Regions from separate parts of the Homo sapiens genome. Here region 2 is linked to region 1. A link is an interaction called in ENCODE POLR2A ChIA-PET data of the cell type or tissue named here. Cell type or tissue: PC-3. All regions are shown on one strand. Links, peaks and the distances in the headings refer to the core of each region. The heading gives the core; the rest is flanking DNA.

Region 1 (8,332 bases), core at 55-8,054:
ATGTTTTCCTCCCCACACAACTGAAGAAAAATAAAGTAGCACTTAAAAAGCAAACATTTTTTAACCTCTGTATTTAGCTTAGTGGTTGACAGGAAGAATTTAAAGTTAAAACACTGGACCAATGAATTAAGGATCAAACAAGAAAGGAACATAATGGCCGCTCATAAAAGTGGATGAAAGGAAGAAGTGAATAGAAAAGGAAAAGCCCACTACTGTAGCGAGACTGCCTCCTGTGACTAAGAACTTTCCAAATTAGGTTTCACTGCTGCAGAGGAAGTCCGATCAGGAAAAGATCAGAGACAAGTCAAGGCAACGCGCGCAGAAGTCTGTAGGCCTCTTGGCTGACAGGTGGCGTCCCTCTCTTGTGCACCCACACCTCACACCCAGCAGGCATTCAAGCCACCAGGCCACATTTTGGATTTTCCCAAGTGTGTAAGGGAAAGCCTGCACAATGAAACCGGCCTGACTTAAACCTTTCTGGCCAGAATTGCCAGACTGTACTTTTATTTCCACCCCTACCTAGGCCCGGCCACCTGCAAACTAACCAACCACAGAGAACAAAGTCCCTGGTTCACCTGCGGCCACAGCTTTTAACCTGAGGGGTCTAGTGAAGGCACTTAAGCCACCTTGCCTGGAATGCCAACAGAATGTCCCAGGTGGGACCCCCGCCCCAACCCTGCATGGTAACCTTCAGCTTCAGGAGACTTCTGGCTTCTCCTTCTGCAACTGCCCAGCCCCATCCAATGCGCCACAGGGCCCTGCTCCCTCTCTGGCCTTGCTCTGGGAGCCCCGTATGCTGGCTTGTGACAGCCAGATCTCTGTACGAAATTTCTAGCTCAGTGCTCACCTGTGTTGCGCAAGGCATGCTCTGCTATGACATGCAGCAAGGCCAGGGGCCCGAGCCGCACATTCCCAGCCACATTCATCAGGCTCTTCAACTAAGGAAACACCTAAAGGAATGGCTGGGAGCAGGTGGTGCTGGGCGGGGAGGATGGGACCCACCACACTGCCCAACTGAGAAGTCTCCAGAGACAAGTCTAAGGACTTAAATAACATGACATTTTCCAGAAAAAGCACAGTGTTTTGATAAAGCCTCACATAACCTGTGCACAGACACTGGAGCTTCTCACACAGTCTAATGACCCTTTTCCAGACTTTGGAAAAGAGTTCGATTAGTGGTATCATTATGCGCCCACAGCATACATCTTCCGTCAGAGGTATCAATCACTGTCATGTCTTAAATTCTTCTCAGTAATTCACAACTTGCTCAGACTCTCCACAGAACAGAAGACCATTTTGTAGTCCCACAAGTGGACAAGTTTTGACAATAGATGCTGTGCCTTATCTTTATTGTCCCAGTACTGAACATGCTTGCTCCTGGTACACAGTAGGCGCCAATAAATGCTTGCTACACCAATAGAACAGCCTGAAGAATCCAACTACAGTCTGAATAAAAGTACAGCAGGCTCTTTGCTGACTCAAATCATTGCCAAGAATTTCTTTCCCACATTAAGCATATTACCAAATTATATACATAAAGAAAAATTCTTCTCTTCACCCAAGAGATTTTAAAAAAAAGGCTTCTATAATTAAGGATGATTTTAAAAATTGCAGGCAACGTAGCAAAATGAATATTAACCCAGACTTGAAACAGTCTAAATAGTTATTACCAAATCAATTTCAAAGCATTTCAATTTAGTAGTGAGCAGGGCGATACAGGTGGCAACAAAGCAGTATTAGCATAAAATCAAAAGGGCAGGATTTACAACAAGTCAAAAAGGAAAATAAAGTACAATTAATTCATCTTTGTGTGCCTCTGCATCTGATTATCTCCCTTGGGGCACAAAGTCCAGGAAATAAAAGGTCTAAAGCTACCTCTGGAATCACTTTCATTTTATAAGCCTAGCAGGAGGTAGGAGAGAGTCAAAGGAAGATAAAAGTCAGCCCATGATAATTTTTTTTTAAACATCCTAAGCAACTAGGCAGAAAAATAAATATTATCAAACTCTAGCAAGATACTCTAGCAGGATACTAACCAGGTGTCTAATATTTTACTGCAAGCTACTTCTGCAGAAGTGTTTCTACGAAGGTATTCCCCTGTCTAAATGCATACCTGCCTCTCTGCTTCAAACTGAGCAAGAAGAAAACAAATGTAAGCATGAGGAAAGCAAAGGAAAGGCATTCAGAAGAGCTTGAATTCTGAGCACTTAATCACCCAGAAAGCCACCTAGCCAGGTGGAATGTGGCGGCTCATGCCTGCCAGCTCAGGTGCTGAGAGCTGGGCAGGTAGATTACATACCTGCTCTGTGTGGCAGACACACCCAGCTGGGGAGAGGCAGCCACTGTTCCCTCAGGGTCCCCTCCCTTCATGGAACTGTCCTAGCACCGTTTCTCCAAAGGAGGCCGATTCAGGACACTACAAAAATGCTCCGGAGATTACACATCTCAACAGGTAAAGAAAGGCAGATTAAAAAGACGAATGGAGAGAGTGACTGACTTAACGGCCCCTCCCTCAGCCAGAATAAGTCCTTCCCCTCTGCACATCTATCATTAATGGATAGGAAGGATTTCTTTTTATTTTGATAGGAAAGCTGGGTTTTCTTTGTTTCTTCTCATCCAGGCTCTATCCTCTTTCTTCCTAAATGCAGAAATAGCCTATTTTCTTGAAACTAATATACACACTTAAAATTTTATCACGATATGTACATAAACACAAATTAAATTTATCTCAAAGCACTTTAAAACACATTTTCAGTGATGCTTTGTTTGAAAATCAGATTGGTTTTCACACATTCTAATGAAAACATACTTTATATTTCTTTCTAAACTGGGATTAATACAGCTTACAGTTTCCATTTGTAACAGTTGGAAGCAAGACATATTCAAAGGAATGTCACTGAGAAAAAATGTTTTCTCAGACAAGGAGGAAACACCTTTAAAAGCATACTCTGTAAAGTTTTTCTTTTCACAGTAAGTAACTGAAAGCTATTTTATGGTGATTGGGTACAGTTGGGTTTCACCTTGAGAAGATTTTCACATTGCAAATTTGAAAATCAGACACCAACTTCTAGGTAATGCCAATGATTTTAACATGTAAAGAGTAAAGAAGTTCACTTAAAAAAATAAAAAAGATAATCATAGGGAATTCAGTTAATCCCATTCAGCTTAGACAGTATTTCTACATGACAGAATTATTATACTTCTAAAGACATTTATGTCAGAAGAACTTGGACCTCCTGAAAGAGGATAAAGCGGGACTCCCCTCTGGATAACATAATACAGTTGAAACAAGGGGCAGGAGGGGTTTGCTAAGCCCTGGCCTCCAGAGAGGAAGACTGGAGGGGCCCAGTAAATTCTTGTACTGGTTACTAGCCTGCCCTTTCTCCTCCTAAGCAGTGGAAACAGAACACATGCAGGGCACCCTGTGGCAGTCCTGATGAAACCACATACTTTATATTTCTTTCTAAACTGGGTGCCTGGGCATGTGGGAACACAAGCTTCCTGTCCCTGCATCTGCTGGACAAAAATATTTAGATTAAATATAACCAACATGATGCGAATCAGCTTAAAGAGTAAAGAAAGGTCCAGGAATTTTAAAGGATGGTTTAGCATTGTCTGAAATTTCCCCAAACTGCTCTGAATAAACCATGTGAATACTGTATGTGGAACCCTGCTTTGAGCCCACAGCTGCCCAAAGCTTGCAAGGCCTCGGCAGCTGTGTGCACTTTGTAACAGTCCACCCCCAAAGCCTCTGCCATTCCAAACCCAGCTCTACTGGCTGACAAATATTAAACTACTTAAAATGGAAAATTAAATGGAAAGCCTCTTCCTGCCTTCTCCAGGCCCTGTGTAATTGGGAGCATGGGTCCTCACCAGCCTGTTTTACAAGCCACTGTTAGGTCTTCCAAAGCAGGAAGCCAAGGTATCTCATCTTCATCTCCGCCCAACTAGGGTCATGGTGCTCTTGAATACTTTACTCTGTGAAACACTTACAATGCCCAAAAGCTGCCATTCCCAGGCTACACCTTATAAAAACAGGCATGCTCTTCAGATGGAAAAGGCACACCCCTACTCCAGCAATCACAGAACCACAACTGAGTCATAGATAACCTGCTCTGTGAAGAGGCAGTGGAACCTGCACACCCTGTATTGATTTAAAAGGAAGCTCTTCCCCTTTCTGTCCCCACCACTCCTGCCTCTTCAAAGACCTGTGGCTACAGTCTGCCTGGAGAGGAAATTCTTGCGTCTTTTCCTTCTCCTCCCTACCACACCTCCAGCGTGTCCCTTGGCAACAGGTTCTAATTCTGCATGTCACGGAAGGAGAACAGAGGAACGCTGTCAACAGCAGTGCCTCCCTCTCATCCCTCTACAGCCCTTGCAACCTGCAGGAAAACACAGTGGGAGGCATGGTCTCCAGAGCTGAGGTCTTCTGGATGAGAGGGACTTACCAGCCACTTCCTAATTCCTTCTGCTTTCACCTACAGTTGCCACTTTTCATGCTCAGCCGAGTTATGGGAAAATGTTGGCTTGAGCAGAGGAAAAACACAGCTTCAATGTCATGAAATGTGCTAACTCTGTCATCATGGCAGAGGTTACAACACAGACATTGAAAGGTTTGACAAAGCCCATGTGGAATGGGGATCCTGCATAGCTTCTTTATAAACTGAACGTTCCCTCTCCCGATGCAACTCGACACTGGCAACACTTCTCTTTCCTTAATTTCTCATTTCCAGCACCATGCTAGGAACCTAGTAGATAGCTGGATTAATGAGACCCCTGTTTACATCTGGAGAGAAAATTAAATAACAAAACAAGAACAAATACACTGAAGGGGAATATTGAGACACTATGGGGAACATGTAAGAGGGGTCTAATCAGTCAGCTACTGGGTAGGGCTGTATGAGATTAAGTATTAAGAACCTCCTGCAGTTTAATATTTCATTGACAACACAAAAAACCAAACCAGCACCATTTCTTTCCTCTGCTTAGAATACCTTAAAAATTGTGGCACTGTATCTCAATGAGAGAGAAAGAGAAATAAACGAATGGGTGGCTCTCAGTTATTAAAAGTTTGGGCCGGGCACAGCGGCTCATGCCTGTAATCACAGTACTTTGGGAGGCCAAGGTGGGAGGAATTCTTGAGGCCACAAATTTGAGACCAGCCTGGGTAACACAGTGAAATATGTTAAAAAATTTTTTAATGAGCTAAGTGTGGTGGCACATGCCTGTAGTCCCAACTACCCGGGAACCTGAGGTGGGAGGATTGCATTAGCCCAGAAGTTTGGCTGCAGTGAGCTACAATTGCACCACTGCACTCCAGCCTGGGCAACAGAGCAAAACCCTGTCTCAAGAAAAGTTTGTAACTGTCAAAGCAAAAAAAAAAAAAAAAAAAAATTTGGTTATAATCAAAGGCATGTAATGCCAATGGCCAGGATGTTCAAAAGAAAAAGCCTGTCAAAACAGTGCTGCACTGGCCACATCCTTGAAGATAAACTATCTGCAGGAGACAAAATTTCAGAAGAACCGAGAATACTGTGAAGAAAGTCATCTGCTTATCTCAGAATAAATACCAAAGATCCATCTATGGTGGACAGCTCAGAAGAGATAGGGCATAAGAACAGAAGTAACGCTGGGAAAAATTAGCTGAACTAGACTAAACAGCAGCTGGGGAAGCAGGGTAAGATGAGAATGGGGAATTAGCAGAACAAGCTCACTGGAAGGCCTTCAAGCTGAGTGAAAAGAATATAAATTTGCTACACAAAACTCAGCCCACCATTTATATGAAATGTTCAGAATAAGCTACAGAGACAGAAAGATTAATAGATTACTGGTTGACTAGGACTGGGGAGCTTGGAGTAGGAAATAGAGTGTGCCTTCTAATGGTCACAAGGTTTCTTTTGGGGATAATGAAAATGTTCTAAAATCAGATAGTGGTGACAGTTGCACAACTTTTAAAATATACTAAAAACCGTCAAATGGTTCAAATGAGTGAATACTATGGTATGTGAATTTCATCTTAATAAAGAATGAAGGTAAAATAAAACAAAAATCCATTAAAGATTCTGATTCAATTGAAAATTATGGCAAGAAGCCGCCTTCCTTAAGCTGAGGGGCCCCTCTAGAAGCTATAGTGAGGTCTACACCAAAGAGCCCACAACCCAATCCCAGGAATCTCACAGACCTTCTGGGGCAATCTCCAAAGTGAAAACTGGATGAACCTGCTGCCTGGTTTTCCAAATTACACTTGAAATAAACTGCAGGTGACTAAAGAAAATAAGGAGCTCAAAGGTCGTTCATTCCATTTGATTACATATTAATGTGGAAGTGGCACTCAGTCCACAATAAAGCATAAACTATCCCTCAAAGACACGTGCATAACTCAGCAAAAGGGGAGTTAAATCTTTCAGAAGAGCTCTGCGTGAAACTGCAATATAATCTTGGAACAGAGGAAGGTCTGAACAATCCCCTCCAGGGGTCCCACCCATCTGTTACCTGAAAGGCACCAAGCTGGAGACCTGAGTCACACAGACACTGGAGCCCAGCTGCAGAAACATAAATGCAGTCTGTCTGGGATGGCATATAAAAATAAAGACTCTTAAATTCCATGGATGATTCTAATACAAACCTGGGACTGAAAACTACTGGATTAATCAAAATCCTTAATGATCTAGAGAAAGAAAGTGTGCAAAAAGGTAAATTCAATGTTGCTCAAGTCACCGGGCAAATCGGCGTAAGAGTCCGGACTGGAACCCAAGTCTCCTGACTCCTAGGCTTCAGGACAACCACACTTATTACGTGGGTGTAGGGGCTCAGGGAGGTCATCCTTAGAAAATTCTGGCCTCAAAACGCAGTCAGATCCCATGATAAGAAACCCTAGAAAACATACGCCTGAGCTATCATCAGGAAAATAAGTGACCTTGAGATTGGGATAAGACGACGTCTTAATATGCAGGAATTTCATTGCTCTGCTGTGTGCCCCAGTGGGACCTGATGCCCAACAAATGGAACTGAATATAGAAGAGCAATGATTTTTGTTTCACAGGCCAGATCTGATCTGGAATTCCTTTTTTTTTTTTTTTTAACAAATGAGCTGACTGTTATAAAGTAAACATCAAGGAATGTAAAAGCCAATGCTCCACTCTCTCAGCTACACATGGAGTCAGTGCTGCCTGCAAAGAACAGAGCAGGCGCTGGCAGACTGACCTTCACAGACCATGCTAAAACCCTCTGAGGAAGTGCCTGGTGAATGCTCTGGTTGATGAGATTCGAGCCATTATGTTACCGAGCAGTGTGCTTCTTACCTATAATTCCACTGTCCTTGCTTTCCAGGGTGGAACTAGGGCTGCTAATGGTCTCACAGGGACTTTTGTTGGCTGCCGTCTTGCTGACACAGCTATTCAAGGTTGAGCAGGGGCTATCGGTGCTAGGAGATGCGGTGCTGCTTGTTAGTGTGGAGCAAGGACTGATGCCTTGACTCAGAGCTGTGCACTGCAAGATGAATGGAAGGAGGAGTTAGCACGGCTTACACAGGATGCTTCGACACATGCTTTTGTTTTTGTGCTAAAACAATAAAACTAAGAACAGGAAAACGGAAGTTTTAAAAAAAAAATCTAAAGAGATATGTGTGTATAGATATGGATTCATGGAGCTTTATCTATATAAATGTATATGTGGTCTTCCAAATTTTGAGAAAGCAGTATCTTTGTTCGGTTCCCCTCCTTTGTGATTTTCCTTTTTATTAAAAGGTCAGTCTTAGCAATAATTTAGTGAGGATGCACATTTGTACAACAGAAATGGCAAACAGGCAGACTTCCTTTCATTTGAAGTCTGCAGAAGACAAATGGGTTATTTGACCTCTGTACGGAAGACCTGGGAGCTCTGTTTTTGTGATGTTTCACGAACACTGCAACCTGATTCAATTCCTCAAGATTTATGGGCTCTGCAATCAGGGGAAGGAGACTGGTGACCACTCAGTCTCAATCAATGCATGACACCCTCCCTTGCAGTGCAGAGACCTTCACCAGGGTAGAAGCTCCATCCTGCATTGCTATTCAGATGCACACATCACATCTGGGAGGTGGCAGGGTGCATGCTGCTGCTCCCTTGGAGGGGAAGTGCTTTCCTGATAGATGGACCATTTGATCTCATCTTATTTTGTCTCTGCCTCATCTCCTATAAATCTTTTCCTCACCCCACTGACCCTCCAAAATCTCAACAGCTAAAAAGGCACAGGAAAGCGTATACCAAAGCAACCAGATGAGAAGAACGGTGCTATAAAGGTAAAAGTACTGGTAGCATTATGAAGGCATTCTTTTAGCCTCTTTAATTCATG
Region 2 (8,332 bases), core at 112-8,111, 100 kb after region 1:
CAACAAGGAGTTTGGACTAATAATTTAAGAATTCTGGTACCAAGTACTAATTCCCAACTTTATGGTCAAAATAATTTGGTGTATACATGAAGAAGTGCACATTTAACACAGTAAGATCTGTTCAAATAACAGGCTTTCAGAAGCACTGGCTGCAGGTAGGTTTTATTTGGGTATTTCAAATAGGCACACAGAAGGGATAAGTGCAAAGACAGTAGCCAAAAATCTGAAATCAATACACTCTCCTTCAAAAAAAGGAAGGGTTCAGAAAGGGCAGCATTTCCAGCAATAATCATGATGTCTCCCAGGCCAATGGCTACTGTGCAAGGCAGAGCTCAGTCTTGCAGAGAGCTCCTGCTCACTTACAGGCAGGAGTTCCCTGTCTTCATTTCCCTGTCACCTGAGTGCTCCCTAGCTGAGACTTACCTCCCTACCACAGCAGCAAAACACGGCTAACTAGAAGACAAAACTCCAATATTGTCACTAGTACTGTATATCATCCAGGTATTTACATAGATGTTTAGATATATTAGAGAAAGCAAAAGAATTTCATAAGCCCACCCACTTCAAAACACACCACAGAATCACCTCATCTTCGAAGCCTTCTTCATCTTATTTTAATTGTTTATACACCTGCTTCCTTCACCAGGCTTTGGGCCTCTGAATGGTCAGACCCTGCCTTGCTCCCCACCCCAGCAAAGTATTTGTTTTCCAATTTCAACATCAATGAATGGTTGTGGAGAAACATAATTTTAATCTATAATTTTCAAAGGGAATTATTGTACCTAAAAACAGACTGTTATCCTTTAATAACTTTAAGTAAAATTAATATCCTTCTACAGGCTATGAGCAATGGAGAAACTTGCCCTGGCTCTCCTGGACCAGCAAGTGGCAGAAATTGGGTTACAACCTAATTTTCCAATTAAGGAATGAGTGTTGGGTTAGCAATTGCAGGTTTTCATTCGACATACATCTGTACGTTGCTACCCTGTGCCAAACAACAAGGGACACAAAGGCAAGTACAACTGACAGAGGAGGAAGACAACATGTGGACAAACATGAGCAGGAAGCTAAAAACATTCATGCCTCCATTTTGTCTACAAGGTAAAAACAAGGTAAGAGGTGCAGTGAAGGTTCAGGATAGCCCTGTAGATGAGAGGAAGGCAAGTAAGAGATTAAAAGGACAGCTGGCTGGGCATGGTGGCTCACGCCTGTAATCCCAGCACTTTGGGAGGATCGTTTGAGCCCAGGCCTTTGAGACCAGCCTGGGCAACAGAAGGAGATTCTCAGAAAAACCAAAAACAATAAAACGGACAGCTGAACAGCTCTGATCATCCAAACTAGGCTGCAGACCAGGCCATAACACCCGATTATGAAACTGCTCCTATCCTCAAAGGCTCACAAGTAGCATCATCATATCGTGCAACTCATCTATGGTTCTGGGTTAGTGGAATATTTGCGGGCTGGCACACACCATTTGCCTGCTCCTGTAGTTCACGGATATGTCCTATGAGGAGAAATGGTACACATGCCAGGAAACTCCTATGATTGAAGCCAATGGCTGGATGTGATATTCAAGCTAGACCTGGACTTTCCTAATCTGCCCAACTTCATGGACGGGAAGAACAAGGTCACCCAGAGCAATGCCATCTTGTGCTACACTGCTGGCAAGCACATGTGTGGTAAGACTGAAAAGATTCAAGTGGACATTTTAGAGAACCAAGCAACCAGTTTCTGCACACAACTGATACAGTGCTGTTACAACTCTGACCATGAAAAACTGAAACCTGGCCAGGCGCAGTGGCTCACGCCTCTAATCCCAGCACTTTGGGAGGCTTCTCTTTTCTCGTGGATCACAAGTTCAGGGGATCAAGACCATCCTGGCTAATACGGCGAAACCCCGTCTCTACTGAAAATACAAAAAGTTAGCTGGGCGTGGTGGCGGGCGCCTGTAGTCTCAGCTACTCAGGAGGCTGAGGCAGGAGAATAGCTTGAACCCGGGAGGCGGAGGTTGCAGTGAGCCGAGATCGCACCATTGCACTCCAGCCTGGGCGACAGAGCAAGACTCCATCTCAAAAAAAAAAATAAATAAATAAAATAAATAAAAACCAACCCTGAAACCTCAGTACTTGGAACAGCTACCTGAACAACTGAAACAATTCTCCATGTTCCTGGGAGAAATTCTCATGGTTTGCAGGGGAAAGCTCACCTTTGTGGATTTTCCCATCTATGACGTCCTGGATCAAAAGTGCATGTTTGAGCCCAAGTGCCTGGATGAGTTCCCACATCTTAAGGCTTTCATGTGCCGTTGAGGCTTTGGAGAAAATTGCTGCCTACATGCAGTCTGACTGCTTCTTGAAGATGCCTATCAACAACAAGATGGCCCAGTGGGGCAACAAGCTTTTATGCTGAGCTAGAGGCAGACTTGCACTGCTAGTTTTGTTTCATCCGTCCCTAGGGGGCCTCCACTCTTTTTTGTTCTTTTAAATAAACAGCACTTGGGCTAAAATAAATAAATAAATAAATAAATAAGCTATGCTGTGCAATTCCCTTCTCTGACTCTCAGCCCCAAGAACCATCCAGGGATGGTCCAGAGAATGCAGGATCTGATCAATGATCAGGAGTTCACAGTGCAGGGGCCAGTACAGGAGTGCTCAGAGTGGTGTGCTGTGAAATCAAGGCTGGTCAGGAAGGGAATGAAGCCCTGAGAGGTAGGATAGCCAGAGAGAAAAAGTATGGTGTCTCAAAGAGATCAAAGAACAAACACAGTCGGAATAAATGAATGAGGAAGTTGAAAGAGTCTGGTTCTTTTTAAAGAATTTTTAAAATTTGGATGTGGAACAATTCCAGACAATGATAAAGCCCACAGGATTAGTAAAGGCAAATCTGTGATGTGAACCCAGGCCTGACTTGAAAGCTCAGGCACTGAATAGCTGCCTCCAAAGTCCTCAATGAACTGAGGGTAGGGGGAATAGGGAGGTGATCAGGACAGCACAGAATACACGCCTCAAAGAAAGGGAGGCTTTGCATGAGGATGAAAGTGTAGCAGTTATGGATACCAGCATCACCTCAGGGACCCAGTAGCCATGCAGCTAAAAAGCTCCTGGAGAACCACCTAGGGTTTGAGTATGAACCACAGTCTGATCGTGGTCTCCTCCTCTCACATAACTCAGTAGAAGGCGTGGCTAGGGCCATAGAGTCTTTCTTTGTGTAAGGTTTAGGGCAACCGGAAACCCAAGTCCCAATCCTCCTTATGACAGTTAGCTCCACAACAACCACACTCAGAATTACATTCTCTTTTCCTTTCTCCTTCCTGTTGTTTCCCACTTGTGTCATACAACAGAGCTACAATCCCCAACTTACACTGCCCACCTTCCTGATGTGCAATCGCAACTCCCAGAATACAGGTAGAGGCATTATGTATACAAAGTGATTCTGGACAAGTTGTTATTTCACCAAGAATACTGTTCCCTTTCCTGCTGGACTGGATAATTTCAGGTCTCTTCCACCTGTAGGCATTATAATTTTTAAGGGGGAAACTTTCTTGTTCCTAAGACCACTGTAAGCACAGTACACAATAAACCATCATCACAGATGAAAAAGGAACCCCTCAGAGGAGGCCACTGTATGCGTGATAAGCTTTTACTATGAAAAGAGACCTTGAGGACATTTTCAAAAAGTGTTAAAAGGCACTCAATCAATGCCAGCTGAATGAAATTTGGTATTATAAACCTAAGGAAATTAAAATTTTTAAATTGCACTGGATCTGGCCTCAAAGTGAAGGGTCAGACAGCCTCAAAGATGCCTGTGAAAGGCAGCTATTCATCACAGAATGATCTCTTGCTTATGTAGCTGACAGATGGATCTTTCACTTAATGCCCAGAATATAAGACATCAAAAACGCTCCTCCACTTGCTGAACAAGGTTATAACCTCCCCAGGCCCTAATTTCATTAGGATTGGAGTTCTCAATACCCACGCAGGGTGATTAGAATCACCCACCAGGTGATTCTAATGTGCAGCCAGCACCCCTTATTTACCACTATCCATATGCCTGGCCCTGTTCTAAGCACTTACCATGCATATACTGATTAAATCCTCACAACCACCGTCTGAGGAAGGTACTGTTAATCTCCATTCCACAAAGGCACAGACAAGCTAGTGACTTGCCCAGGGTCACACAACTCAGTGTGCATCCAGGCAGTCTTGATCCCCAGCCTGACCATGCAGTCAGTCTACCAGGCCTCCTTTCAGTTGAAAAGAAGAGAGACCAGCCCCCAGGGAGTGGTGAGAGTCAAAGGCAAAGCTGCTCAACAGGTGGAAAAGATAAATCGGCTTTGGCCAAACATACACACGGCTCACACACACTTCACTCCTAGAGCAGCATCCCATGCTGCAAATCTATCCTGAAAAAAACAAAAACACCTGCCTCCACTGAGAGACATCTACAGTACAGTCCCTCGAGTTATCAGTTATTTCAAACTACAGTGCTGTCCATGTGTGACCTGGAGGCACCATGCAACAGAACACATGCCAAAATGAGCAAGCTCTTGAGTTCATTAGCCCACAGGGGGAGAACCCTGGGAGGTGGGCTACAATGCCAATATGGAGGATTTGGGGAGACAGACACCTTTGTGTCATACAAACAATGCTGCCCCTATTCCTAACACTTACCCAGAAGTTAGCAACTATGGTATTCATGAAAAACCCAGAAAACTGCCTCATTTCTTGTGAATAAATTGTATAAAGCTTGTTACACGGTGACAGGATGCAGTGAGAAATGGCCTGATGATCTCAATGTCTTTCTCTGGGCAATTTTATACAGTCTAATAAATTTAGTGAGGTTTTAACCTTGGATATCAAGTTCTAAATTAAACCAAGATATGCCTGCAGTGATACTGCAGTGGAGAGCTGAATCAAATTCATACAAGCCACACAGCATCATCTCTTCCCATAGCTAAAGCAATGACATCAGCATATGCATCACTGCGCTCTCCTCTGGAATTTGTAAAGGAAATCATTCTTGGCCATAAACATTTGGTTGCAGTAAGCAGTCTCACAGAAGCCTGTGAGAAAGGGCATATGGGCAAGGACAATAGCTTTATTTTTTTCTCTTTTTTTTTTTTCCCTTAAGCTCTGTTGGACTTGAAGGCTTAATTTTTTAATTAACTCCAACAGCCCCAAAAGGGGAATACCAGAGCTCCAGATGATAAAAGTCACAGACAAGGCATGCTAGAAAACAAAGGCCAAATATGTTAAGACTTAAAAAAAAAAAATTCAGGTTTAATGTTAACAAATCTAGTCTCAAATGAGGATGAGAAAGACACAAGGGTGCCATATCCAAGGCATGAATCTGTAACCTTTTAAGTTCCATGGATGGCTTCAGCAATCTGTACCCTCAGAGTGTTTTTGAATGATTTTTAAGTAGACAGTCTTATTACAAAGAAAACTAATTATATTGAAACACAGATAGCAAAATGTTCAAAAAGCAAACCTGATACACTAAAGTATGCTTAACGCATAAATAAGACACAGCAGCAGGTTTTATAACTACTGCAGTTTTTAAAGCAGCGATGGGCATAAATGTATTTTAAACTATTTCCACAATATGATACAAAAATCAGTTAATTTCCATGTGACAAAGTTACATGTCCTGTTGATCTTACATGGTTGGTTGCCCACTTTCATGATTGAAGCAATGGCTATATTTTGGCTAGAGGTTAGTGAAAATACAGTTGAGTTTTTCTCCACCCATTCAAGTTCACAGATCCCTTGTCTTAGTCCATTTTGTACTTTTGTCACAGAATATCATGGAGATGGTAATTTATAAACAATAGAAGTTTGTTTATAAACTTCTATTTGGCTCACAGTTCTGGAAGCTGGGAAGTCCAAGATCGAGGGGCCCACTTCTGGGGAGTGCCTTCTTACCGCATCATCCCATAAAATTCAGAAAATTAAACAGTAACTTACTGATTGGCACACATTAGCAGGAGCGAGTATGTCACATACACGCCACTGCTAGCAATTAAAGGCAAGTCCCATGATTCATTTTCAGAATAGTCTGTAAAAGCCCTATTTATCAAGAATGTCCATCACCACCAAATTACTATCTACAAAAACCAGGCCTGGCATGACAGGAGACAGACTCTAGATATTTACTGTGACAGACAATGTACAAAAACAAAATGCCACATTTCATATTTGAGACAGGTGTTTTTAATACACGCTGTTGGTTGTATTGTTTTCTTGGTGCTCTCCTCACTCTTTTTGAAAGTATTTGTGCTCTGGAAACTGCCGTGTTTCAGTTAACTGGATCAGGCTTCCTAATGAATGTGGTACCCAAGGCTTGGCCTCTCCCGCCCCCACTGCCTCATACAGTCACAGGCCATTCCCCAGCTGTATGCCCTAAATCAGGGGATGCCCATAGGAAGATAAATATAATTCAGAGTCCAAAATACACGGACTTAAACTGAGCCATTGCCAATTTCTCATGGATCCTGGGTAACCGAGATGGTTTTTGTTTTCATGGTTAGGAACAGCTGCAAGAGCGCAATACTCTTTCTAGACTAATAAAATAACCTAAGTCTGGCTCAGTATTTCAGCTGTGGCAGCAGCCAAATTTCCCAGAATGGTGCAAGCCTCGTGCAGTTCTGGAAGAGCTGGGGTGGTAGTTCTGAACTAAACTGAAGGCATCCAAACCCAACCCAACAGCAAACACACACACACACACACACACACACACACACACACACAAACACCACTTCAACTAAATTTTGAATTAGAGCTAATTCCTATGGGTGGATATGACATGTTATTTGTAGGGGTCCCATAAAACTAATCAAACCTATGAAGTTTAAGCCTTATACTTGAAGGTATGTTACGCGCCATGTATGAACATCAGATGTTTTTCCTCTAAAACCCAGTGAAAGATTCAATTAAAGCTCTTAGTAACTCTGCAGTGAAACCTTTGATCACTGATTCTGTCATCATTTCTCTTAGTATGAAACATCTCAGACCTAAAGAACAAAAGTCACTATTGTGACGCAGCACAGAAAACACATGCACACATACATACACACAGCTTTCTTTTCTTGGGGAGGAATAGGGAGTTGCAGAAGCTACTTTTTCCACAATGAGAACATTCTTTATACACTCTTGTACATGTAGCCCAGTTACCAAGTTATTTCCTAAATGTAAGTGTGTGGTCCAAATGTCTCCCACTAAGGAAAAACAGCCCAATTAGAACCCAGTGGAAAACAAGACACATGTTTCTTGAATGGCTTTGAATTAGAGACGGTGGATGTAAAATTGTTGTAGATATAATGAAGATGTTGCACAGATGTACTAAGTTTTCATGGTCTCAGCAAAACATCTTCCTGGTACAGCAAAATATGTCAGTCTGCAACAAAGCTGGATATAAAATAATTTTTAAAATATCTGATTCTTGTTTTTATGCAGTAAAACTTCTCAAGCCAACTCTCTTTTGCCTTCTCACAAACCTAACAAAGCCCATATTTCAATGTACTGATAATTCACTAAAAACTATAAAACTGCATTCATCTCCAATTGACATCACTTTTTATAATCCTCATATCATAAATCAATACAAATGCAAGATTTATCGATACAAATGGAAGACCTTTACTTCACAAATCCAGCAACCAACCACAAAAGCAATGGCAGAGGTAGAGAAACTTATTTCACAGACAACCTCCTGTTTAGTCCTCACAACCACCAGGTGGGAACTATAATTATCCTCTTTTGACAGATAAGGAAACTGAGACTTAGAGAATCTCAGCAGCCTGCTCTAGGTCACACCTTAGCTCTTAACACCTCATTCCACTTCTTCCTTTGCAAGAAAAACATGCACTAAAACCATGCCTTGGCACCCTAAGCCTTGGATTTCCAGATAAAATGACATTCAAGAACAAGTCTCTGTTACACAGCATGGGGCCTAAAGCTAAATGGCAAAACTGCAACGCTGTTCTGATAACCTGGTTTAATTTAAAACTATATCACAGGCTGGGTGTGGTGGCTCACACCTGTAATCAACACTTTGGGAGGCCAAGGTAGGAGAATCACTTGAGTCCAGGAGTGTGAGTCTTTGTTTCTACAAAAAAAATTTTTTTTTAATTAGCTGGGAGTGGTGGCACATGCCTGTAGTCACAGTACTTTGCGGGGCTGAGGTGGGCTCATTTGAGCCCAGGTGTTCGAGGCTGCAATGAGCTCTAATCATGCCATTGCACTTGAGCCTAGATAACAGAGTGAGGCTCTTAAACAAAAAAAATTATGTCACTATGTATTCCTAAGCATTTTGACTTACTCTTCTGAAAGAG

What was found. ChIA-PET counts read pairs that join two places held together with the same protein. Peaks named below come from ENCODE experiments on the same cell type or tissue, not always from the same donor. Only the 100,000 strongest peaks of a DNase experiment are listed, where the experiment ranks them.
Region 2: POLR2A ChIA-PET joins it to region 1 with 5 read pairs; 2 of 35 experiments call an interaction of 5 or more read pairs at or near these places.

What each region holds. Positions count from the first base shown.
Region 1 is chr2:159,149,526-159,157,857 of GRCh38, reverse strand. TANC1 (tetratricopeptide repeat, ankyrin repeat and coiled-coil containing 1) reads right to left here. Exons shown (of 27, transcript NM_033394.3): 7 at 7,302-7,488. Among named protein-coding and RNA genes, the nearest start is that of MIR6888, 33 kb to the left of the region's middle. In PC-3, for the core only: no CTCF peak of the experiment used is centred there; DNase peaks (open chromatin) are centred at 2,287 and 4,097; H3K27ac peaks cover 818 bases.
Region 2 is chr2:159,050,069-159,058,400 of GRCh38, reverse strand. All of the region lies in intron 2 of TANC1 (tetratricopeptide repeat, ankyrin repeat and coiled-coil containing 1), which reads right to left. It also overlaps the pseudogene GSTM3P2. Among named protein-coding and RNA genes, the nearest start is that of TANC1, 86 kb to the right of the region's middle. In PC-3, for the core only: no CTCF peak of the experiment used is centred there; no DNase peak of the experiment used is centred there.